Linked DNA regions of Homo sapiens: region 1 is linked to region 2. A link is a loop called in an ENCODE intact Hi-C map of the cell type or tissue named here. Cell type or tissue: OCI-LY7. All regions are shown on one strand. Each heading gives the region's core, and the rest is flanking DNA. Links, peaks and the distances in the headings are about the cores only.

The links. A loop is a pair of places that touch in the nucleus more often than their neighbours do. Peaks named below come from ENCODE experiments on the same cell type or tissue, not always from the same donor. Only the 100,000 strongest peaks of a DNase experiment are listed, where the experiment ranks them.
Region 1: a loop joins it to region 2, with 2.8 times the contacts of the local background. A loop is called at or near these places in 2 of 110 quality-filtered maps.

The regions. Positions count from the first base shown.
Region 1 is chr22:17,479,332-17,491,701 of GRCh38, reverse strand. The region is part of intron 2 of CECR2 (CECR2 histone acetyl-lysine reader); the gene reads right to left. Among named protein-coding and RNA genes, the nearest start is that of SLC25A18, 78 kb to the left of the region's middle. In OCI-LY7, for the core only: a CTCF peak has its summit at 5,303; no DNase peak of the experiment used is centred there.
Region 2 is chr22:17,252,081-17,264,450 of GRCh38, reverse strand. CECR3 (cat eye syndrome chromosome region, candidate 3) reads left to right here. Exons shown (of 3, transcript NR_038398.2): 2 at 3,406-3,661; 3 at 6,145-7,592. Among named protein-coding and RNA genes, the nearest start is that of CECR3, 8.5 kb to the left of the region's middle. RefSeq lists enhancers at 1-95, 96-922, 3,061-3,646. In OCI-LY7, for the core only: no CTCF peak of the experiment used is centred there; DNase peaks (open chromatin) are centred at 6,210 and 6,690; H3K4me3 peaks cover 1,231 bases; H3K27ac peaks cover 2,350 bases.

The sequences.
Region 1 (12,370 bases), core at 1,845-9,844, 230 kb before region 2:
AGAAGTCTCAAGTATCATGTATAAGGCATGAAGAGGTACAATAAAAATTCTGAATAGCTCTGGATAAAATTTAAGGATATATATTGTTTGCCCTACGACTGCTAAACACCCACCCCCCCACACACACACACACAGAATAAGAAGCCAATAGTGGAAATAAAGTGATACACTTAAAACAAATTCATGTGCCTAAAAGAAAGCATTAAAGGACCAACAAAGGAACAAAAAGCAGAAGGCAGCAGAGAAGTTTCTCAACCTTAGCCACTTGGGAAATGCAAGTCAAAACCATAATGAGGTACCACCTCATGTCCACTATAATGGAGGACGTCAAAAAACACACAGTAACAAGTGCTGACCAGGATGCAGAGACACGGAATCCTCACACACGGCCGGTGGGAAGGCTAAGTGTGCAGCTGCTGTGGAAGTTTCGCCAAGTTGCACTGAACTACCAACCCAGCCACTCCAACTCCTAGGTGTACACCCCAGAGAAAAGGAAAACACATCCACACAAAGACTTGCGCACAAATGTTCAAAGCGGCAGAATTCCTAACAGCCAAAAGCTAAAATCTGCGTACATACCCATGAACTGAAGGATTAAGTGTGTATCCACACAATGAAGTATTATTTTACCATAAAAATGAATGAAGTACTGATTCATGCTACAACATGGTTAAAACTTGAAAAATAACTCTAAGTGAAAAAAGCCAGATACAAAAGGACACTTCCCATATGGCTCCAGTTATAAGATGGGCCTACAACACTCAAACCTGTGGAGACAGTAAGAATAGTGACGCTGGGAAGTGGGTGGGAGGAAACAGGGAATGATTGCTAATGGTACAAAGTGTCTTCTGTAGGGTAATAGAAGTATTCTGCAATTAGATAGTGGTGATGGTTGCACAATTTTGTTAATACATAAAAACCAATGAATTGTACACTTTAAAAAAACACAAGGAGGCCTGGCATGGTGGCTCATGCCTGTAATCCTAGCACTTTGGGAGGCTGAGGTGGACAGATCATGAAGTCAGGAGTTTGAGACCAGCCTGGCCAATATGGTGAAACCCTGTCTCTACTAAAAATAAAAAATAAAAATAAAAAAAAAATTAGCCGGGCGTGGTGGCATGCACCTGTAATCCCAGCTACTCGGGAGGCTGATGCAGGAGAATTGCTTGCACTCAGGAGGCGGAGGTTGCAGTGAGCTGAGATCACACCACTGCACTCCAGCCTGGGTGACAGAGCAAGACGCCATCTCAAAAAATAAATAAATAAAAATACAAAGATTAAAAGGATAGAAAATGATCTACCAGGCACAGTAAGCATGAGAAAGCTGAGGATTAATATGAGACAAAGCAGATGTGGAGACAGAGTGTCACATAAGAAGAAATGGAACAACTTCCCAGGACTATATAACAAAGCTACCGCTACACATCCAATAACAGGACACCACAACCCATGAGACAAAATGGGCACAACTAATGGGAGAAATAGATCCACAATCAGAGAGATTTTAATACTGGCTTCTCATTAATAGACCAAACACACACACACACACACACAAAAAAAAAACAGTAAGGAACAGATCTCAACAGTATTACCACTAACATACTAAATCACGAATTTAAATAATACACTTTTGGGTCACAGAAGAAATAAAGGAGAGCATGTTTTAAACAATAATATAAACATCAAAATTCGCAGGATGCAGCCAACTATGGGTTAGAAGGAAATTTACAAGTTTTTTAGGGAAAATTTATAGCTTTAAATGCCTGTTTTTTGAAAAAAGGCTCAAAAACAGTACTCCAAAGAAGCAAAAAAAAAAAAAGAGCAAGCTAAAGCCAAAGTAAACAGAGGAAATAAAAAAGAGAAATCAATAAAATAAAAAAGCAAAGAGTAAAGAAAATTAATAATATAAAACAGTTCCTTAGTAAACATTTAAAAAGTTGATAAGGCCTGGAATGGCTGCTCACGCCTGTAATTCCAGCACTTTGGGAGGCTGAGGCTGGAGGACAACTTGAGGCCATGAGTTCAAGACCAGCCTGGGCAATATATCAAGACCTGTCTCTACAACAAATATGCTTTAAATAAGCAGGGTGTGATGGAGCATACCTATAGTCCCAGCTACTCAGGAGGCTGAAGCCGGAGGACTGTTTGAGCCCAGGAGGTCGAGGCTGCAGTGGGCTATGATCACAGCACTGCACTCCAGCCTGGGTAACAGAGTGGGAACCCTGTCTCAAAAAAGTCAATAAATAAATTAAATAAGCATCCCTAATTTAAAAGAAATAAGTAAAACACTTGGCCAAATATTTCACCAAAAAAGACATATACAAATTTATGGTAAGCACATGAATAACCACTCCACATTACTAGTCATCGGGGAAATGCAAATTAAACCCACAATGAGCTGCCACTTTCAACACAATAGGATTAGTAAAATTAAAAACAGCAGATGTTGGCAAAGATAGGAAGTAACTAGGCCGGGCGAGGTGGCTCATGCCTGTAATCCCAGTACTTTGGGAGGCCGAGGCGGGTGATCACCTGAGGTCAGGAGTTCAAGACCAGCTTGATTAACATGGTGAAACCCCGTCTCTACTAAATACAAAAAATTAGCTGGCGCATGCCTGTAATCCCAGCTACTTGGGAGGCTGAGGCAGGAGAATCACTTGAGGTGGAGGTTGCAGTGAGCAGAGATAGCACCATTGCACTCCAGCCTGGGCAAAAAGAGCAAAACTCTTGTCTCAAACAAATAAATAAGTAAATAAAAATTTAAAAAGATATGAAGCAACTGGACTGTTCAGATATTGCTGGTGGAAACGTAAATGTTGCAAGTGTTTGGAAAATAATTTCACAGTTTAAGTCAAACATACTTTTACCATGTGACCCGCCAGCAATTCCCAAGAGAAATGAAATTAAGTGCACACAAGCATTTGTATGCAAATGTTCACAGCAGCTTCATTCATAATAGGCTCCAACTGGAAGCAACCTAAGTGCTCATCCCAAGAACAGATTCAATAAATTGTGATATATTTTTCACTAGATACAATTTAGTCCCCCACCCCCCTCAAAGGAATAAACCACTGATACAAACAATGGCATGGGTGAATATCATACAGGCACTATGTGAATGAAAGAAGCTGATGTGAGTTCATTTCACACTGTGTGATCCCATTCATACAGTTCTAGAACAGGTTAGGCTCCAACTATAGTGATAAAAATGTCGTCAGTGGTTGCCAGGTGTACAATGTAGGTATGGGGAAGACTGACTACAAAGGAAACTTTCTGGGAAGACAGAAATGTCTATTTTCTTCAGTAGGATAGTGACTATGTGGTGCCCTCATTTGTTACAAAACACTGGCCTATGTTAAAAAAGACACGATGAACGTACTTAACAGAAGTATTGTCATTTCCAAAAAGATGACAGATATTTCTGTAAAGAGAACCCAAAACACTAAATGTTTGTTTATAAGGGATCTAAATTAGGGAATCTATTACGCAATGCTAGATCCATAATTAAAAATTAAATGAGGCCGGGTGCGGTGGCTCACGCCTGTAATCCCAGCACTTTGGGAGGCCAAGGGGGGGCAGATCACCTGAGGTCAGGAGTTTGAGACCAGCCTGGTCAACATGGTGAAACGCTGTCTCTACTAAAAATACAAAAATTAGCCGGGCATGATGGTGGGTGCCTTAATCCCAGCTACTTGGGAGGCAGAGGCAGAAGAATCATTTGAACCCAGGAGGTGGAGGTTGCAGTGAGTCGAGATCAGGCCATTGCACTCAAACCTGGGGGACAAGAGCGAGACTTCTCTCAAAATAAATAAATAAATAAATAAATAAATACATGAAAAATTGAATATACAATGTTGATGAATTACCGTTTAAGAGTGTAAGCCACAGGACAGTGGGTGAAGACCATACTGAAGCACAAATCAGTCTGCGTTCTATAAAGAGCACTCTACTAAAGATGTACGGACAAAAGGAAAAACATTTTAGCAGTAAGTATTATCATCATGAGTATTTAATGAAAAAAATTTTTTTGAGACACCCAGGCTTGTGCATGGCGCGATCTCGGCTCACTGCAAGCTCTGCCTCCCGGGTTCACACCACTCTCCTGCCTCAGTAGCTGGGACTACAGGCGCTCGCTACCAAACCCGGCTGATTTTTTATATTTTTTAAGTACAGACGGGGTTTCACCGCGTTAGCCAGGATGGTCTCTATCTCCTGACCTAGTGATCCACCCGCCTCGGCCTCCCAAAGTGCTGGGATTACAGGCATGAGCCACCGCGCCCAACCAATGAAAAATATTTTTACGCTGCTTAAACCGTAGCTCAAAACACAGTTTGATTCAATCGTAGCTTTACTTTGACAGTGAAGAGCAAATCAGAAGTTCCTATTTTCCACCCAGTGCTCAATTTGCCAGGTTACTTCCCAGTGGAAAACAAAAGTGCTGAAAGAGCCACTAGTTAAATTCCTAAAGTATTTTTATTGATACAGGACCATAAAACCCACTGACCAGATTTGCAATTCCAGGGAGAATATAGAAGAAAAAGTATGTAGTGTTGCAAAGAACGTGTTAGCATCAAATCAAAACTCTGCTTAAGTTTTATATTGAAAGAGAAAGGCAAAGAATTGTCAAAAATGAAGAATCCACATTTCACCATCGAGCTGAAAAACAGAAAGTGAGCAATGCCTTAGATTAGTGACCTTCCAGCGAAGTCCTGGACCAGCAGCGTGCAGCATCAGCACCACCCAGAACTTGCACAGCATGCAGGTTCCCAGGCCCCAGCCCAAGCCTACGGAATGAAACGCTGGTGAGGCCCAGCGATTTGTGTTGTAACCACCCTTAGGTGATTGTGTGGTAAGGCTGGAGAATCACCACTCGCGCTTATTCATACCTTCTGTCTTCTCCCTGCTCACCAGGTATGATAACTTTCCTGAATTGCGATAAGCTTTCACTTGATCTTCTTCGTAAGTTTTCCATATATATGTATCCTTATTTGGTTCTCCTTGCCTTACACTTAATAAGTCACTGGTGTGTATGCTTCTGTGACTTGCATTATTTGCCTAACATTCTTTCTAATGGCCTAGTTTTTCCTGGGGAGAATGCACAGCTGTAGTAAGGCTTGCCCTCAGCTCCTCAAGGCCACCCGCGTTCCCAGCCATGTGGGCTTTCCCAGTGGCTGACGCTTCATCCAAGCCGCAAGGGGCGTCCCCAGAGTGTGACAGTGAACACTAGCATGTGACTGACACGCCCCCAGTGGCGTGTCACATACAGGCACACAGGGTTCCACAGCATCACGGGGGCCTCCTCGGAGTCCAGCCCCACGCCTTACACCCAGGAAAATACCACTTTATACCACTTTATTTTGGCAACAAAATGAACAAATTCCTGAAAAAATCATTTGAATTGAGACTTTATTCTCGATGTCTCTCAGGCTTATACCAGTTTTGTTTTGCCTTCGCTTCCTCAGGTAAAAAAATAAACTGTACTTGATGATGAGGTTCCTTTTACGTCTAAGTTGTTGACTATGAACTGCAGATCAATCTAGGATTTAAAAACCCTTTTAGATGGGCACGGTGGTGCCTGCCTGTCATCTCAGCTACTTAGGAGGCTGAGGTGAGAAGATGGCTTGAGCCCAGGAGTTGGAGGCTGCAGTCAGCTATGACTGCGCCACAGCACTCAAGACTGCGCTGAAGAGTGAGATCTCGTCTTCAAAACAAAAACAGAACAAACAAAACCCACGTTTTAAAGCAGAGGTCCACAGAAATAACTGATTTCTACTGAAATCATATAGATACTGCAGATATTTCCAAATAGCACTTATGCTCACTGAGATCTGAAGACAGTAATTTTGGGAAATTAGCTCTGCTGTTAGATGAATACAACACTAACTATATCAAAAATTTCATTCTTCAATACTTTACTTTCTTTTCTTTTTTGGAGACAGGGTCTCACTCTGCTACCCAGGCTGGAGTGCAGTGGCACCATCTCCACTGCAACCTCCGCCTCCTGGGCTCCACTGATTCTCCTGCCTCAGCCTCCCGAGTACCTGGGACTACAGGTGTGCGCCACTGTACCCCACTAATTTTTGTATAATACTTTTTGTAGAGCCGGGGTTTCACCATGTTGCCCAGGCTGGTCTCGAACTCCTGAGTTCATGTGAGCGGCCTGCCTCGGCCTCCCAAGAGTGTTGAGATTACAGGCGTGAGCCACCACGCCCGGCCAATACTTCACTACTTTTCAGTATAATTGGGTTCGGGTGTAATCTTATGATTTCAAAACATTATTTTTAGATGGGGTTCACAGGCTTCCTTAGTATGTCAAAGAGTTAAAAATCCTGTTTTCAAGGAAAACTGTTTTACTTAACACTTTTCTCCTGTACTTCTCATTGACAGCACGGGGCTGCAGTTAGGAGTCGGAGGTCTAGGAAACAGATCTGTACTGTCTCAATTACCAGCTGTGTAACCTTGGGCAATTTATTTAACTTCTCTGTGCCTCAAATTCCTCATCCCTGATGGAAGGATGGGAGAGGACTTTCTATTAGAGGGCTGTCGGAAGGATTAAATGAGTGTTCTTGAGAAGCAGTTGGCAGCGTCCAGGACATAGGACATGCTGGCCAGTATCATTTCCATGAGTAGACAGTGTTATGCTGTCCTGTAAGTGCAAAAACCTCAGGTTGGAGAGTACGGTTGAAAGGAAATGTGGCTTCTATATTTCAATTTTAAAGATTAGATTGAGTCAGTGGAACTGGAATAGTTAACTAGCTTCCTAAATACAGGAGTCGGAAAATTATAGCCCGAGGGCCAAATCTGGCCTGATGTCCTTTTTTGTTGAGACACACTTTCGCTCTGTCGCAGAGGCTGGAGTGCTGTGGCATGATCTCGGCTCACTGCAACCTCTGCCTTCCAGGTTCAAGCAATTCTCATGCCTCAGCCTACAGAGTAGCTGGGACTACAGGCGTGTGCCAATACACCCGGCTAATTTTTGAATTTTTAGTAGAGACGTGGTCTCGAACTCCTGACCTCAAGTGATCCGCCCACCTTGGCCTCCCAAAGTGCTGGGATTACAGGCTTGAGACGTTGCGCCAGACCTCCTTTAAAAACAAAACAAAACAAACAAACAAACAAAAAACAGTCTATAATAATGGTTTTTATATTTTTTAATGGTGGGGAAAAAAAATTAAAAAAAACAACAACAGAAAAACAGTCTTTCCTGGCAGGTGAAAATGATACAAAAGTCAAACCTCAGTGATTAGAAAGTTCTAATAAGACACAGTCACTATTGGTTTTTCTGTATTGCCTATGGCTGCTTTCATAGTGACAGAGCTGATTACCTGCAACACAGAGCCTAAAATACAAGGTGGGTGTGCACCTGTAACACTAGTTCCTCAGGATCAGGAGGCTGAGGCAGGAAGATTGCTTGAATCTAGAAGTTTGAGGCTGCAATGGGTTAGGATTGGTCGAATGCACTCCAGCCTGGGGAACAGAGTGAGACTCTGTTGCAAGTGAGGGCCTAAAATAGCCACGCATTGCTTAACATAAAGGATATGTTCTAAGAAAGGCATGGTTAGGTGATTCTGTTGCTGTGGAAACATCATAGTGTATTTACATAAACCTAGATGGTAGAGCCTACTACACACCTAGACTATATGGCATAGCCCACTGCTCCTAGGCTACAAACCTATACTGCACCTGACTGTACTGAATACTGTAAGCCACTGTAATGGAATGTTAAGGATTTGTGGATCCAGACACATCTAAACATAGAAAAGGTATAGTAAGGACATGGTACAAAAGATTTTTAAAATGGTGTATCTGTATAAAGCACTTGTCATGAGTGCAGCTTGCAGAACTAAAGTTGCTCTGGGTGAATCAGTAACTGAGTAGTAAATGAATGTGAAGGCTTGGCACATGACTGTACATCACTGTAAACTTTCTAAATGCTGTAAACTTAGGCTATACTATGTTTATTTTAAAAAAAACCTTTCCTTCAATAATAAATTTAGCTTACTATGACATTTAAAAATTCACAAACTTTTAACTTTTTGATTCTTTTGTAATAACAGCCTAAAACACTTTTTAGAGCTATACAAAAATATTTTTTTCTTTTTTTTTCTGCTCTGTAGCCACAGCTAGAGTGCAGTAGGGACCGTAGCTCACTGCAGCCTCCAACTCCTGATCCTCCCACCTCAACCTCCCTAGTAGCTTAGACTACATGCATGCACCACCATGTCCAGATAATTATTTTAATTTTTTTAGTAGAGACAGGGGTCTTGCTATATTGCCCAGCTAATTCATTTATTTTTATTTTTTAGTAGAGACGGAGTCTTGCTATGTTGCCCAGGCTGGTCTCGAACTCCTGGCCTCAAACCGTCCTCTCACCTCATCCTCCCAGAGTGCTGGGATTACAGGCATGAGCCACTGTGTGGCGGCCTTCTTTATATCCTTATTCTATAAGCTGTTTTCTATTGTTGAAATTTTTTGTTTTTTACATTTGATCTGTTTTGTTCAAAAGGAAGACAAAAACACACACATCGGCCTAGGCCGACACAGGGTCAGGATCATCAATATTACTGTCTTCCACCTCGACATCTTGTCCCACTGGAACGTCTTCAAGGCAGTAACATGCACGGTGCTGTCATCTCCTGTAACAATGCCTTCTTCTGGAATCTCTTCTGAAGGACCGCCTGAGGCTGTTGTATATTATAGTTAACTTTTTAAAAATAACTAGGCTGGGCGCGGTGGCTCACGCCTGTAATCCCAGCACTTTGGGAGGCCAAGGTGGGAGGATCACGAGGTCAGGAGATCGAGACCATCCTGGCTAATGCGGTGAAACTCCGTCTCTACTAAAAATACAAAAAAAGTAGCAAGGTGTGGTGGTGGGCACCTGTAGTCCCAGCTGCTGGGGAGGCTGAGGCAGGACACCGTCTCAAAAAAAAAAAAAAAAAAGGAGTTCAAAACCATCATGGCCAACATGATGAAACCCTACCTCTACCCCAAAATAAAGAAATTAGATGGGCCTGGTGGTGCACGCCTGGAGTCCCAGCTACTTGGGAGGCTGAAGTGGGAAGATCGTTTGAGACCAGGAGGTGGAGATTGCAGGGAGCCAAGACTGCACCACTGCACTCCAGCCTGGGTGCCAGAGTGAGACCCCGTGTCAAAAAAACTAAACAAAACTAGAAGGAATACACTCTAAAATAATGATTTAAAGTACGGCACAGTAAATACAGAAACCAGTAAGAGTTGTTTACTATCAACTATTATGTAGTGTACATGACGGTATATGCTATGTCTTGTCTCGCTCTGTCGCCCAGGCTGGAGTACGGTGGCATGATCTTGGCTCACTGCAAGCTCTGCCTCCTGGGTTCACGCCATTCTCCTGCCTCAGCCTCCCGAGTAGCTGGGACTACAGGCACCTGCCACCACGCCCGGCTAATTTTTTGTATTTTTAGTAGAGACGGGGTTTCACCATGTTAGCCAGGATGGTCTCGATCTTCTGACCTTGTGATCCACCTGCCTCAGCCTCCCAAAGTGCTGGGATTGCAGGCGTGAGTCACCATGCCACGCCCTTTTTTTTTTTTTTTTTTTTTTTTTTGGAGACAGAGTCTCGATCTGTCACCCAGGCTGGAGAGCAGTGGCGTGATCTCGGCTTCCTGCAAGCTCCGCCTCCCAGGTTCATGCCATTCTCCTGCCTCAGTCTCCCGAGTAGCTGGGACTACAGGTGCCGCCACCACGCCCGGCTACTTTTTTGTATCTTTAGTAGAGATGGGGTTTCACTGTGTTAGCCAGGATGGTCTTGATCTCCTGACCTGGTGATCCGCCCGCCTCGGCCTCCCAAAGTGCTAGGATTACAGGCGTGAGCCACCACGCCTGGCCTGTAAGTGCTAGGTCTTTATATGACTGGTAGCGCACTAGGTTTGTTTACACCAGCATCACCATAACCACATGAGTAATGCATGTGCAAGCATGTTACAAGGGCAATAATATCTCTAGGGGATAAAAATTTTTGTGTCTATCACAACCTCGTGTGACCACTGTCGTACATGAGGTCTGCCACTGAACAAAATGACAGTATGTGATGCATGCCTGTATTGACTATCTGGCCCTTTACAAAAAACATTTGCTGGCCCCTGTTCTAAAACATGCAAACCACAACGGAAAAGGATACAGACACTTGGTTGAGTCAAAATCTGTTTTCTGCTGAGCCTTTGGAGGAACTAGGCATAGTGTTTCATGATGATTACTCTCACTCATCATTTCGTTTAATCCTCATAATAACTTTACTGAATATTGTCACTAATTCCATTTTATAGATGAGGCGAATTATGCACAACTAAATGAAGTTACTTTTTTTTTTTTTTTTTTTTTGAGACAGAGTCTCGCTCTGTCACCCAGGCTGGAGTGCAATGACACGATCTTGGCTCACTGCAACCTCCACCTCCCGGGTTCACGCCATTCTCATGCCTCAGCCTCCCAAGTAGCTGGGACTACAGGCGCCCACCACCACGCCCGGCTAATTTTTTGTATTTTTAGTAGAGACGGGGTTTCACCGTGTTAGCCAGGATGGTCTTGATTTCCTGACCTCGTGATCTGCCCGCCTCCACCTCCCAAAGTGCTGGGATTACAGGCGTGAGGCACCGTGCCCGGCCTTTTTTTTTTTTAAAAAAAAAAGAGATGGAGTCTCACTCTTTCGCCCACGCTGGAGTGCAATGGTGCGATCTTGGCTCACTGCAACCTCCGCCTCCCGGGTTGAAGCAATTCTCCCATCTCAGCCTCCTGAGTAGCTGGGACTACAGGCGTGCACCACCACGCCTGGCTAATTTTTGTATTTTTAGTAGAGACCGGGTTTCATCACATTGGCCAGACTGCTCTTGAACTCCCGACCTCAAGTGATCTGCCCGTCTCGGCCTCCCAAAGTGCTGAGATTATAGGCATGAGCCACTGCGCCCGGCCGAAATTAAGTAACTTTTTAAGCTGCATAGAACAGTTTAGTCTTGGAGGCATAACAGGTAAACATTTACTTATCCAAATTTCTCTTTCTTTAGAATGAGATCAAAGTAGAACTTCAGACAAGAACGAGTGTACATTCACAGTAACCGCATGTGGAACCATCATTTTAGGCAATTCCCTTCAGGGAAAAAAGTAAAGTAGATTGTAGTGTTCTTTCTTGTCCAGGTTCTCTGTTACACAGGTGTGTTCAGTTTGTGAAAATTCATTGAGCTTTAGAATTAGGAAATGAGCACTTTTCTCTGTGTGTGTGTGTGTGTGTGTGTGTGTGTGTGTGTGTGTGTATTATACATGAGTAGTAAGTTTCAAGATGACTGCTGTCACTGGTACCTTGATCACAGACCTGTAAGCTAACTCGAGCTAAACACACCAGTAGTGGTTTGTCCAGGTTCCTGACCCACAGAAACTGTAAGATTACACTTTTTGTGGTTTTAAGTTGCTAAGTTTTAGGGTAATTTGTTACTTAACAATGGATAATACAGCTTGAAGCAGACATCAGTATTAACACTGAAAAAAGAGATAGATAATAATCCTAGAGAGTCAAAAGAATACTAACTCAAGAAAAAAATCAAGGCCAATAAACTCTGCAAATTAAAGACAGATACAGGGATACGGTATTCTATTATTTAATAAATACTTGTAGGGGCAAGGCACAGTGGCTCACACCTGTAATCCCAGCACTTTGAGAGGCCAAGGCAGCAGGATCGCTTGAGACCAGGAGTTCAAGACCAGCCAGGGAACACAGACCTTGTCTCTACAAAAAATTGTTAAAAATCAGCTGGGGATGGTGGCACAGTCCTGTCCTGAGCTACTCAGGAGGCTGAGGTGGGAAGACTGCTAGAGCCCAGGTTGAGGCTACAGTGAGACAGGATCCTGCCACTGCACTCCAGCCTGGGTGAAACAGCAAGACCCTGTCCCAAAAAAAAAAAAAAAAAAAAGAAAGACCACATTGTAGGGATGTCAATTTTGCCCACATTTCTTCATAGGTTTATTTGATTCTAGTTAGAATGATTAGATAAGGGGAGTTCTTAAAGAACAGGACATAACTTTGTAACCACTATCTGGAAGAACAAACAAGCAGAATTAGTTAAGATCAATTTTAAACAGAAGGACAAATTAGAGGATGAACTCAGCCACGGAGGAATATCCTATGAGAGAAAACAGCCCATATGTGAAGGCTCAGTTCACAAGTCACTTTCTTACCCCAGGTTGTATGCTCTGTTAATATGTTGTATTTTTATTTCTAAGCACTTACTGTTGTAATTACATAACTGGCAACTATATAATCATTACTGTAATGATTCATGGACCTCCCTGTCACAACTGTGAACTCTAAGAGATCTGGTGAGTGTTTGTGCTGCCAGTACCTACT
Region 2 (12,370 bases), core at 2,982-10,981:
ATGTGTCATCTGCCCTAGTCTTTGGCCTGAGCCAGGAGATGTGGCTGGTCTGCCCAGTGGGCACAGCAGTGGCGGCAGAGGCCCGGCCGCCATCCGTCTCTGTTCATTGGGAGCCGCTGCCCCTTCCTTTCCCTGCCTTTTGTGTCAGGGAGCCAGATTGTGCTGTTGAGAAAAATGTGCTCGAAGCCCTTCAACTCGGCCAGTAAGAGCCATTCTTTCTTCCTGTCGCTCAGCGCTTTGTAAAACCAAATGTATGATCAGAGTGGAAGGAGTCCAGCCTGACTTGAACGGGTTAGGGTCATTCATCTTTGTTCAGCTATAAGGAATTGCAGGTGTTTGTTAGGCTAAAGCCACAGAAATTTGGGGAGGCCACTTTGTGACCAGCTCTGTGCTGGGTGCAGCTCTGGGGGACACAGGCATGTATGACAAGTGTCTGTCCTTGAGGTGTAGTTTGCCATCTGGCTGGAGCAACAAGACTTTCAGCCACAAGGATCAGTGAACGATACATGAAGGAGTCTCCAATCAAGAACCTGAAGGTGGGATACAGCCAGCCAGTGGTTCTGGGGGTCCGTCCTGGTGTGCTCTGTGGAGAAGCCTTCTTTTAGGTGAAATGTTCTCTGCCGCCATTCTGTGTCACCCGCTGTTGATTGCGCTCCTATGATGTGCCAGGCGCTGACCGGGCACCAGGGATGCTGCCGCCCTGGCGTAGCGCACTCTAAAGGCTCTGACTTCACTCTTATCTGTGCATGTTTGTATTTTATAGTTCATTTGTTTATTTACACACCACATATGTTCAGTGTATCCAAAAAGATTCAAGGCAGTTTATCATTAATGGCACAAGTGCCAGAAACCCCAAAACCAGATTAAAGGTTGAGATCCAGGGTCTAGAGAAAGCTGGGGCTAAGGAATAAGCCCATCAGAAAAGTAGGATTCAAGGAAGTGCTGCAACATTTGAACCTAAAAGTTGGTTCCGAGCTGCCTGGTGGTTAGGTCAAAAAGGGAAATAGTGTGTCTAATATAAAGGAAACATTTCTTGTGTACGTCCCTTCTTTCTGACGCCAACCTTCAGGCTCATTTCTTACCATCATCCCATGCACACTCCACCTTGCTTGACTGCATTCACTTCTGCAGAAGCACTGAGGGTCGGGCTCATTGGCACCTGAGCTTCTCCCACCTCCCCACTGCTCTGTCTGCTTAACTCCGGTGAACACCACTGGCCCTGCTTCAACAGGCAGTGCGGTCACTACTTCACATGCCTGCCTGAGCCCGCAGTCAGCGCCTGCTGCCCTCCCCGTGTCGATGCCTCTCCCACCTGGCTCTGTCACGGCCCTCTCAGGGTACTGTCATTGCTCCCTGCTTCTTTCCCTACCTGCTGGTGAGTTGCTGCAGACCAGGAGTCCTGTCCCTCATCTCCACTATCTCAGGGCCTAGCACAGTGCCTGCTGCACTATAGCCAATAAATACTTGCCACTAACAATTATTTTGCACTTAATGATGTGACAACCACCATGGTAATTGTCTTACAAATATTATCTTTTCTTTTTTCCTTGTGGCAGGGTCTCACTCTATTGCCCAGGCCAGAGCTCACTGCAACCTCTTCCTCCTGGGTTCAAGCAACTCTCTTGCCTCAGCCTCCCAAGTAGCTGGGATTACAGGTGTGCACCACCAAGCCCTGTTACTTTTTGTATTTTTGATAGAGACTGAGTTTCGCTGCGTTGGCCAGGCTGGTCTCCAACTCCTGACCTCAAGTGATCTGCCCGCCTTGGCCTCCCAAAGTACTGGGATTACAGGTGTGAACCATTGCACCAGGCCCATTTAACTCTTTTTTCTTTTTCCCCTGAGATGGAGTCTTGCTCTGTCGCCCAGGCTGGAGCGCAGTGGCGCAATCTTGGCTCACTGAAATCTCCGCCTCCCAAGTTCAAGCAGTACTCTGAGTAGCTGGGATTACAGGCGTGCACCACCACGCCTGGCTAATTTTTGTATTTTTAGTAGAGATGGGGTTTCACCATGTTGGCCAGGCTGGTCTCGAACTCCTGACCTCGTGATCCACCCGCCTTGGCCTCCCAAAGTGCTGGGATTACAGGCGTGAGCCACCGCACCCAGCCCATATATAATCTCATTTAACTCTTAAAATAACCCTGTGACACAGTTGTTATTATGACCATTTTACAGGTAAAGAAACTGAGATTAAATGAGCCGAGTAACCCAAGGACTCCTAATGGTGGACCTAGCCTCAAACTCAGATCTTCCTGACTTTGAAGCCGGTGGAAAGGATGAGACATTTTGCATTTATGGCCTTTTATTGGAATTATTTTTATCTGTTATTAGATTATGAGCCCTCAGAGGAAAGGGGGAAAGACCTCCCCACATGCACAGCAGAGAGCACGTTGCTTCGCACACAGTAGGAACTCCTGAAGTATTTCTCAGCAACAAGAGTTCTTTTTTTTTTTTAGACGAAGTCTTGCTCTTGTCGCCCAGGTTAGAGTGTAGTGGCGCAATCTCGGCTCACTGCAACCTCCGTCTCCTGGGTTCAAATGATTCTCCTGCCTCAGCCTCCCGAGTAGCTGGGATTACAGGCGCTAGCCACCACGCCCAGCTAGTTTTTGTATTTTTAGTAGAGACGGGGTTTCACCATCTTGGCTAGGCTGGTCTCAAACTCCTGACCTCAGGTGATCCACCTGCCTCGGCCTCCCAAAATGCTGGGATTACAGGCATGAGCCACTGTGCCCGGCCAAGAGTTCTTAACAAAGACATGGGGAGAATTCTATCGCCGGCTTGCAGTAAGACTGAAACTTACAAGGCCCTCACCACCACCCAGTTGGCTTCATCACACTGTGGTATTCACAGGCCTTAGAACTTACAGCTGAAAAGGACCTTAGAAATCAGAGACTCCAACCCCCATGTTTCACAGCCCAAGAAACAGTTGCAGAGAGATCAAATGGCTCAACTAAGGTCATACAGCTCATTAGCAACAGCAAGGGTAGGGACAGATCTGACTCCAACTCCCCGGAATTGCTTTCCAATTTGGTCAAAAATTTTACCTGGATTCAGCAAACAAGGTGACAAAAGGCCAGAGCGGGGAAGCCCACCAAGGCAACACCCCTCGGGAGAGTCACTAGTGGGCACTGGCCTTGGCTCTCCAGCCAGCCTGCTCAACCGCAGGCAGACTTCTCCCTTGCCCCTCCCCCAGCCACCATATTTCTTCCAGTAGCCACTCACCACCTCCTGCATGACCAGGTCTTTCTCAGGCATCTCTTGTTTGTGGGAAAGGTATTGGTGAATATCAGTCCTCCAACCGTCAGTGACTCCCTCCTGTGGACGCAGCCTTGGCTCAGACTCCTAAAGGAGGTGGGGCTCTGAGCTCTATAGCGGAGCTCACAGGGTGATTCTGCCCCCCTCCACCAGGACATTCTGATTGTCATAACTGCGGGAGGCAGACAACTTGCTACTTCACCTGGAGAGTAGAGGCTGACGATGCTGCTAAACATCCGACAGTGCACAGGACAGCCTCCAAAACAAAGAAATATCTGGCGCAAATGTCAGCAGTGCTGAGGATGAGAAGCCCTGCTGGACAAATGGGAAGAAGAGCTCTGCCCGCTGATTCCTCCTGGCAGAAAAGTTCCCACTGGGCTCCTCTCTACCCTGCCCAGTGGGTCTGCAGGTACCTCTTCAGAGCCACTGGGTTTTTGGTCTCCTTTTTTCCTACCACTTCCACCAGCCATTTGGTGTTTCCGTTTTGTCTCCAACAAAACACCAAAAAAAGGGCAATGATTTTATTGAGCACCAAATGGGTTCACGGCAGAATGCTTGGTGTTTTTGGTGTTTTATGTATCTTACATTAGCTTTGCCTTGTCACTTAATTCCACCTGAAAAACAAAAGAGTAATTTAACTCTGAGTCAGAGCCAGATATTGTTAACATTTTACCAATGAGAAGACAGGCTCAGGGAGGTCAAGTAATTTGTTCAAGGTCACTCAGCCATTAACTGTTTCAAACCCAGCTGTGAGCTATCCAGGCTACTGTTACTTTCCACACGAAACAGCAGCAGGCTGTGCAGACAGGTATGAGACAGTCAGCAAATTAAAGGTTGTGTTTGTCTTTCTCAGACGCCAAATCCATCCCCTGCCTTGTCCACAAGCAGGAAAGATAGAGTTCTGGGGAAATGTGGTCTGGGCATGGTGGCTCACAACTGTAATCTCAGCACTTTGAGAGGCCAAGTCAGGAGGATCGCTTCAGGCCAGGAGTTTGAGACCAGCTTGGGCAACATAGGGAGACCCTGTCTCTACAAAACACTTAAAAATTAGCTGGGTGTGGTGGTGTGCACCTATAGACTCAGGAGGCTAAAGCGGGAGGATTCCTTGAGCCCAGGAGTTCAATGCTGCAGTGAGGAAAGGTCACCCCACTGCACTCCAGCCTGGGAGACAGAGCGAGACTCTTACTTTTTCTTTCTTTCTTTCTTTTTTTCTTTTTGTTTGTTTGTTTGAAATGGAGTCTCACTCTGTCTGTCGCCCAGGCTGGAGTGCAGTGGTGCGATCTTGGCTCACTGCAGCCTCCGCCTCCTGGGTTCAAGCGATTCTCCTGCCTCAGCCTCCTGAGTAGCTGGGACTACAGGCACACGCCACCATGCCTGGCTAATTTTTTGTATTTTAGTAGAGACAGGGTTTCACTATGTTGGCCAGACTAGTCTTGAACTCCTGACCTCGTGACCCACCCACCTGGGCCTCCCAGAGTGCTGGGATTATAGGTGTGAGCCACTGCGCCCGGCCGACTCTGCTTCTTAAAAAAAAAAAAGAAAAAAGAAAAGGGCCAGCCACGGTGGCTCACGCCTGTAATCCCAACACTTTGAGAGGCCAAGGCAGGTGGATCACTTGAGGTCAGGAGTTCAAGACCAGCCTGGCCAACATGGTGAAACCCCGTCTCTATTAAAAATACAAAAATTAGCTGGGCGTGGTGGTGGGTGTCTGTAATCCCAGCTACTTGGGAGGCTGAGGCAGGGGAATCACTTGAACCCGGGAGGCGGAGGTTGCAGTGGGCTGAGATCGCACCATTGCACTCCAGCCTGGGTGACAGAGCTAGACTCCATCTCAAAAAAAAAAAAGAAAGAAGAAGGAAAGAAGGAAAGGAAGAAAGGAAGGAAGAAGGAAGGAAAGAAAAGGAAGAAAGGAAGAAAGACAGACATAAGCCTGGGGGTGAAGACAGGCTAGTCCCCTGCCCCATCACCTTCCTAATTGCAGTGTCTTCACCTACATGCCTCAGAACTAAGGTGAGCCCTACTAACCCAGAGTTAAACTCTGAACTTCCAAGAAAAGCTCTGGAGGAGCTCCATCACCCAGCTCCTGGCACACACACCCCTCCCTGGGAGAAGGCACTCTGAGGTTCCCCTCCCCAACAGTTTGGGCCTCCATAGTGCCTACCATTGGCGCTGGGGACTTATTAAACAGCCCTGATGCAGGGCTTCCGACACCAAACCCAGAGTCTGTCGTGACAACCTTAACGTTGTTAATAAGAGGATACTATGTGCATGGTAACATGTGTGTATGAGTGTGTACGTGTGTGTGCATGCACACATGTGCATGCTACTGAAAAGGTGGCCTTCATTCAGTGTTTAAACTGGGCCTTGGCCTCCTGGCCTCTTTGAGCTGCTTCCTGCTGACCTCCATCCCGGGGATGAGCATCCCCTGCAGTCGGGAATGGAACTGGGCCCCTCCTGGCCTCCTCTGCTCAGATTAACCCCTTCCTCCCAGTTTGCCTGTGCCTGGCAGTGGGGCTCTGGGCCAAGGGGCCAGACACTCACTGGCTCCAGGGCTGGCGGATGCCATAAACCCGTTTTCCTTGGGGACTCCAGAGCTCCACATCTTACTTTCAGAAAGCACAAGTGTTTTGTTGGAAATGGCCTCAGGAGGAGGGAGAGCCCAGGGCTCTATACACATGTTCCTCATTTGCCATTGGTGGGGCAGGGGCTGCGGCAGGGGACTGTGCTGGGGAGGCAGGCATGGGAGGGGAGAGAGCAGCTGCAGCTGCTGCCGGAAGTTTGGCTTCAGGGAGGAATGGAGGGAGAGAGTGCAAGAAGAAGGGGTGGGACTTGGGGACAGGGGCGGTGTCACGGGGGAGGAGGGTGCAGGTGGTGACTTGTTTATCTGCTCAGCTGTTTTGTTTCCAGGAGCCTGAGAGAGAGACAGAAGCAGCTGGGAGGAGAAAAATCAACGCGGCCAGGGGCCCTACTGGTCCTTCTGCCTTAGCCACAGGTTCTGAAACCAAAGCAAAACCACCAGAGAGTGATTCATGTGGGTATGGCCCTCCCTCCCCCTGCCCAGAAAGGTTTCTCTTGAGCCCATATGCTAGTTTCTGTCATGCAAACGCCCTGGCAATGCCTTCCTTGCCTTGGCGCAATGGCTCTGATTGGGTAGGCATCTCCGGGGGTTAATACTGGCACAAACTCATGTAAATCTTCCTGGGCCTAAGTCTGGTGTACTCTCATATGTGAATTGGCATGGTCCTGGAGGGCTAGTCAGCTAGCTCCTAGCCTCGAGATCGGCCTGGACCAAACCAAAAAAAAAATCATCTCTGGTGAAACAGGATAGCCACCCCACCCCCTGCTCAGCATTCCCCAGTGCCTCCCTTCACAGTGGCCAGTTTGGATTCTTCTCACCAAACGCTCAAGACCTGTACAGGTTACTTATTGGTCCCCTTCATGCCCCAGATGCAAATTTGGCATGTCTCATTTGCATTCTAAAGTGTTTGGAGGCAAGGCTGGGATGAGCTTAATTTGCCCTGATGTCTTTTGACCAGGTTAGTAAACATCCCTCCAGCCCATCTCAGCACTTGAGAATCTGGAAGGCAGCTATGCTTTAATTACAGTGCAATTTCAGGAGTTTGCTTGCTGTTCCCCCTTGGCTCTTTGCCTAGCTTATTATTTTCATCTTGTTGTTTGTTTGTTTAAATGAGAACTTTCGTAGACAATTCCCTCTCCCGCCTCCCCCAGAGGCCAGTCTGTGTTGCTAGAGGACTTTTTCTGCCTCCCTCTTGGTTTACAAAGCCAGGGCATCTCTGTTGACAAAGGGTCTGCGATCTGGCACTGGGCCTGGCAGTTAGGGAGTGTGTAAGAAATGCAGATGCCTTTTGCAGATGCCTGCCCTGCTCCTCCTCTAAGCAGCCAAAACATCCTGCACCACCTCGGGAAGACCCCACATCCCAGCTTGCTGGTCTCTGAGCACTCTGCCCCGCCAACCCTATAGCGCTAGGAAGGCAGGAAGGATGGAAAAGGCTGTGGGGGATTGAGTAAGGGATTTGGGAATGAGGGACAGTGACACTGTAGGTGGGTTGGCTTAGCAGGGGGATTGGGAGTGGCCAGCTGGAGTGGTGGAAAGAACTGGGGACAGGGAGTCAGGAAGCTGAGCTTTTATTCATCCCAGCTTTGCTACTGACAAGTTAGGTGGTCTTGGGGCAGACTGGGCCAAATCTGGGCCTTCCTGTGTAAAACGCATGCTCCCATCTCAAGGTCCTTTTCTACTTTACAGATTCTCTTGCTTTTAGAATGCTAATTTCATTGACTGTGGCCTGTTTCCTTCTCCAGAGACAGGATAACCCAATAAAATCGCCCCTTAGGTGGGGTGTGTTGGCTCACACCTGTAGCCTGTAATCCCAGCACTTTGGAAGGCTGAGGCAGGTGGATCACCTGAGGTCAGCAGTTTGAGACCAGCCTGACCAACAAGTTGAAGCCCCATGTCTACTAAAAATAGAAAAATTAGCAGGGCGTGGTGGTAGGTGCCTGTAGTCCCAGCTACTTGGGAGGCTGAGACAGGAGAATTACTTGAACCTGGGAGGCAGAGGTTGCAATGAGCTGAGATCATGCCACTGCACTCCAGCCTGGACGACAGAGCGAGACTCTGTATAAAACAAAAACAACAACAACGAAAAATTACCCCTTAATGGTGGTTGGTTGGTCAGACAGCCAGCTTGAATTGCTGTCTTTTTCCCAAACCCAGATTCCCTGGCTGAGGCACCAGTTAAAACTTTTATCTTAGGGAAGCTCTGGGAGTTGCCTCTTGCAGGTCAGGGGTTCCAAAGGGCAGAAGCTCCAGCATACCATCTTCTTGAGCATTTCCGGTTCAGATTTCTATGGGATTAATGGCTCCTGCACCTTCTACCTCCCAGGGAGGCTCCCTGAGCTCTGCTTTATATAAGGTAAGTGCTCTTGGGCTTCAGATGGATTCCATTTCATTTATCAAACGTTTCTTTGAGCACTTACTCTGTGACTGACATTGCTGGACCCAAAGGAATACAGAGATAACGGTTGACTTAGTCCTTATCCGAATAGAGTGGACCCACCTATTGGTGAGGCCAAATTTAATGGAACTCTCCGAAAACAATTCTGTCAAGGTTGGGCACGGTGGCTCGTGCCTATAATCCCAGCACTTTGGGAGGCTGAGGCGGATGGATCACGAGGTCAGGAGATTGAGACCATCCTGGCCAATATGATGAAACCCCGTCTCTACTAAAAATACAAAAATTAGCTGGGCGTGGTGGTGCGTGCCTGTAGTCCCAGCTACTTGAGAGGCTGAGGCAGGAGAATCGCTTGAACCTGGGAGGTAGAGGTTGCAGTGAGCTGAGATCGTGCCACTGCACTCCAGCCTGGCTACAGTGCGAGACTCCATCAAAAAAAAAAAAATTCTGTCAAACATCTCCCATTTCTCCCTTCAACCTAAAGAACATGGGAAAATAAACCAAGCGGACTGATAAATGGATTTCAAAGGTGATAGTGGAATTTATTTGTTACATTTAAGAAACTTAGCCTTAAGAAATGTATTCTGGTAGATTGTACTTACAAAGGCTTTATCGACTATAGTTGCAATAATAACAAGAATAATACCAGCTATTCTTTCTTGAGTGCCTGCTATATATGTATCATGCATTGTGGCAGAAGTTTTACATCCTTTATCCTATGGGATTATTTAGTGAGGGAGGCGCTATTAAAATCTCCATTTTTATTATGTTTTAACCTGTTTTTTTTTTTTTTTGAGACAGTCTTACTCTGTTGCCCAGGCTGGAGTGCAGTGGCGTGATGCTCAGCTCACTGCAACCTCCGCCTCCTGAGTTCAAGCGATTCTCCTGCCTCAGCCTCCCAAGTAGCTGGGACTACAGGCGCGCGCCAGCATGCCTGGCTAATTTTTGTATTTTGGGTAGAGACGGGGTTTCACCATGTTGGCCAGGCTGGTCTTGAACTCCTGACCTCAGGCAATCCACCTGCCTTAGCCTCCCAAAGTGCTGGGATTACAGGCGTGAGCCACCCCACTTGGCCCTAACCATTTTTTTTTTTTTAAGACAGGATCTGGCTCTTTTTCCCAGGCTGGAGTGCAATAGCACAATCATAGCTCATTGCAGTCTTAAACCCCTGGGCTTAGGCAAGCCTCCTGGCTGCCTGGGACTACAGATATGCACCACTACACCCAATTAATTTTTTAAATTTTTTCTAGAGACGGGGTCTCCCTATGTTGCCCAGGCTAGGCTTGAACTCCTAGGCTCAAGCCATAACTCCAAGGCTAGGACTGGCATTCTAGTGAAAATTCAAGCAGTCTCCTGGCGGGTGGGTTTTGCCTCAGCATCTGTGATGCAGTCAAATGTCCAAAGGCCTAGATCCCACCCATCTCTACTTCAGCCATTTACACCAGGTTAGATGAGAGAATCAAGAACTGATGAATTTTTAAAGTTTTTTTTTTTGGAGTACCTGTTTTGTGTAAGACCCTGTGATAGAGATGGGGGTTCTGGTGGGGAGATAGCAAGCCAGGCGTGGTTCTCCTCCTAAAGGAGCTTACAATCCTCAAAAAATATTCTTGGCTGGGCACGGTGGCTCATGCCTGTAATTCCAGCACTTTGGGAGGCTGAGGTGGGTGGATCACAAGGTCAGGAGTTCGAGATCAGCCTGGCCAATATGGTGAAACCCTGTCTCTACTAAAAAATACAAAAATTAGCCGGGCATGGTGGCGGCCACCTGTAATCCCAGCTACTCGGGAGGCTGAGGCAGGAGAATGGTGTGAACCCGGGAGGCGGAGGTTGCAGTGAGCCGAGATCACGCCTGAGAGAGACTCCATCTCAAGGAAAAAAAAAATTCTTTAAGTCTATTTTTGCCACTTTTTTTGGTTTTTTTTGGAACAGGGTCTCACTCCGTTACCCATGCTGGAGTGCAATGTCACGATCTTAGCTCACTGCAACCTCCGACTCCCAGGTTCAAGCGATTCTCCTGCCTCAGCCTCCCAAGTAATTGGGATTACAGGCGCCCACCACCATGCCTGGCTAATTTTTGTATTTTTAGTAGAGATGGCGTTTTGCCACGTTGGTCAGGCTGGTCTGGAACTCCAGACCTCAGGTGATCAGCCCGTGTTGGGCTCCCAAAGTGCTGGGATTACAGACGTGAACCACCACACCCGGCTAACCTTTTATTCTTTTTTTTTTTTGAGACGGAGTCTCGCTCTGTTCTCCAGGCTTGAGTGCAGTGACGCGATCTCAGCTCACTGCAAGCTCTGCCTCCCAGGTTCACACCATTCTCCTGCCTCAGCCTCCCAAGTAGCTGGGACTACAGGCGCCCGCCACCACGCCCAGCTAATTTTTTTTATTTTTTATTTTTAGTAAAGATGGGGTTTTACCATGTTAGCCAGGATGGTCTCGATCTCCTGACCTGGTGATCTGCCTGCCTTGGCCTCCCAAAGTGCTAGTATTACAGGCGTGAACCACTGCGCCCGTCCTAAACTTTTATTCTTTTATCTCTCTTTCTCTCTCTCTCTTTTTTTTTTTTTTTTTGAGACAGTCTCACTCTGTCACCCAGGCTGGAGTGCAGTGGCACAATCTCGGCTTATTGCAACCTCTGCCTCCTTTGTTCAAGTGATTTTCCTGCTTCAGCCTCCCTGGTAGCTGGGATTATAGGCGCGTGCCACCACGCCCAGCTAATTTTTGTATTTTTAGTAGAGACAGGGGTTTCACCATGTTGGCCAGGCTGGTCTTGAACTCCTGACCTCAAGAGATCCGCCCGCCTTGGTCTTCCAAAGTGTTGGGATTACAGGCGTGAGCCACCGTGTTCATTTCTCATTTTACCCTCTTTTCTCATTTTTACCCTTTGTAGCCAGGAATGATTTTGTACCCTTGTAAATGGCTCTAAATTCTGGGTCCATCCTTGCTGCTAATCCTTTTACTGTGTTCCTCTTCACACTGGGAGAAATGCCCAGGAGGGACTCTCGCTTTTCTGTGTAGGGGCTGTGTCTCCCAAAGGCTGCCCTTATGGGAGACATGTTTGTCTTCATCTCTAATATACCAATTAAGAATCCTGCCTTAGTTGTCCAGCCCCAGATCGAGTGTTTCCTGGTCTGATTCTAGGGGCCCAGCAAGTCCCTAAACTCATTCAAGCCTCAGGGGATCCAGGCTGGAATAGCAGTGGGGCCAATATCTGGGCAGAAGACCAAGAGAGGGAACCAGGTAGGCAAACACCATCAGCTGAGAGGCCCTGTCTTTACATCTCCATCTAGTTTTCAAACTTATTATTACGGCAAATTTCAAACATAGAGAAAGTTAGAAAGAATATGCACATAATTGACCACCTAGATTCAACAAAGATAAACTTTTTACAATATTTGCCTATTTGGCCTCTCTCTTTCTCTCTGTTATTTTATTTTATTTTATTTTTTGAAAGAGTCTCGCTCTGGCATCCAGGCTGGAGTGCAGTGGCGGGATTTTGGCTCACTGCAACCTCCATCTCCCGGGTTCAAGCAATTCTCCTGCCTCAGCCTCCTGAGTAGTTGGGACTATAGAGGCGTGCTACCATGTCCGGCTAATTTTTGAATTGTTAGTAGAGACTGGGTTTCACCAGGTTGGCCAGGGTGGTCTTGAACTCCTGACCTTATGTGATCCGCCTGCCTCGGCTTCCCAAAGTGATGGGACTACAGGCGTTAGCCACCGCGCCTGGCCAAAATATTTATTTTTTAAATTGACCATATTAGCCATTTTATTTTATTTTATTTATTTTTTAATTTTTGTTTTCTTTCTTTTTTTTTTTTTTGAGACGGAGTTTCACTCTTGTTGCCCAGGCTCACCACAACCTTTGCCTCTGCCTCCCAGGTTCAAGCGATTCTCCTGCCTCAACCTCCCGAGTAGCTGGGATCACAGGTACACACCACCATGCCTGGCTAATTTTGTATTTTTAGTAGAGACGGAATTTCTCCATGTTGGTCAGGCCAGTCTCAAACTCCCAGCCTCAGGTGATCCACCCACGTCAGCCTCCCAAAGTGCTGGGATTACAGGTGTGAGCCACCGTGCCTGGCCTATTTTTAAATATTTTTTAGAGATAGAGTCTTGTTCTGTTGCCCAGGATAGAGTGCAGTGGTGTG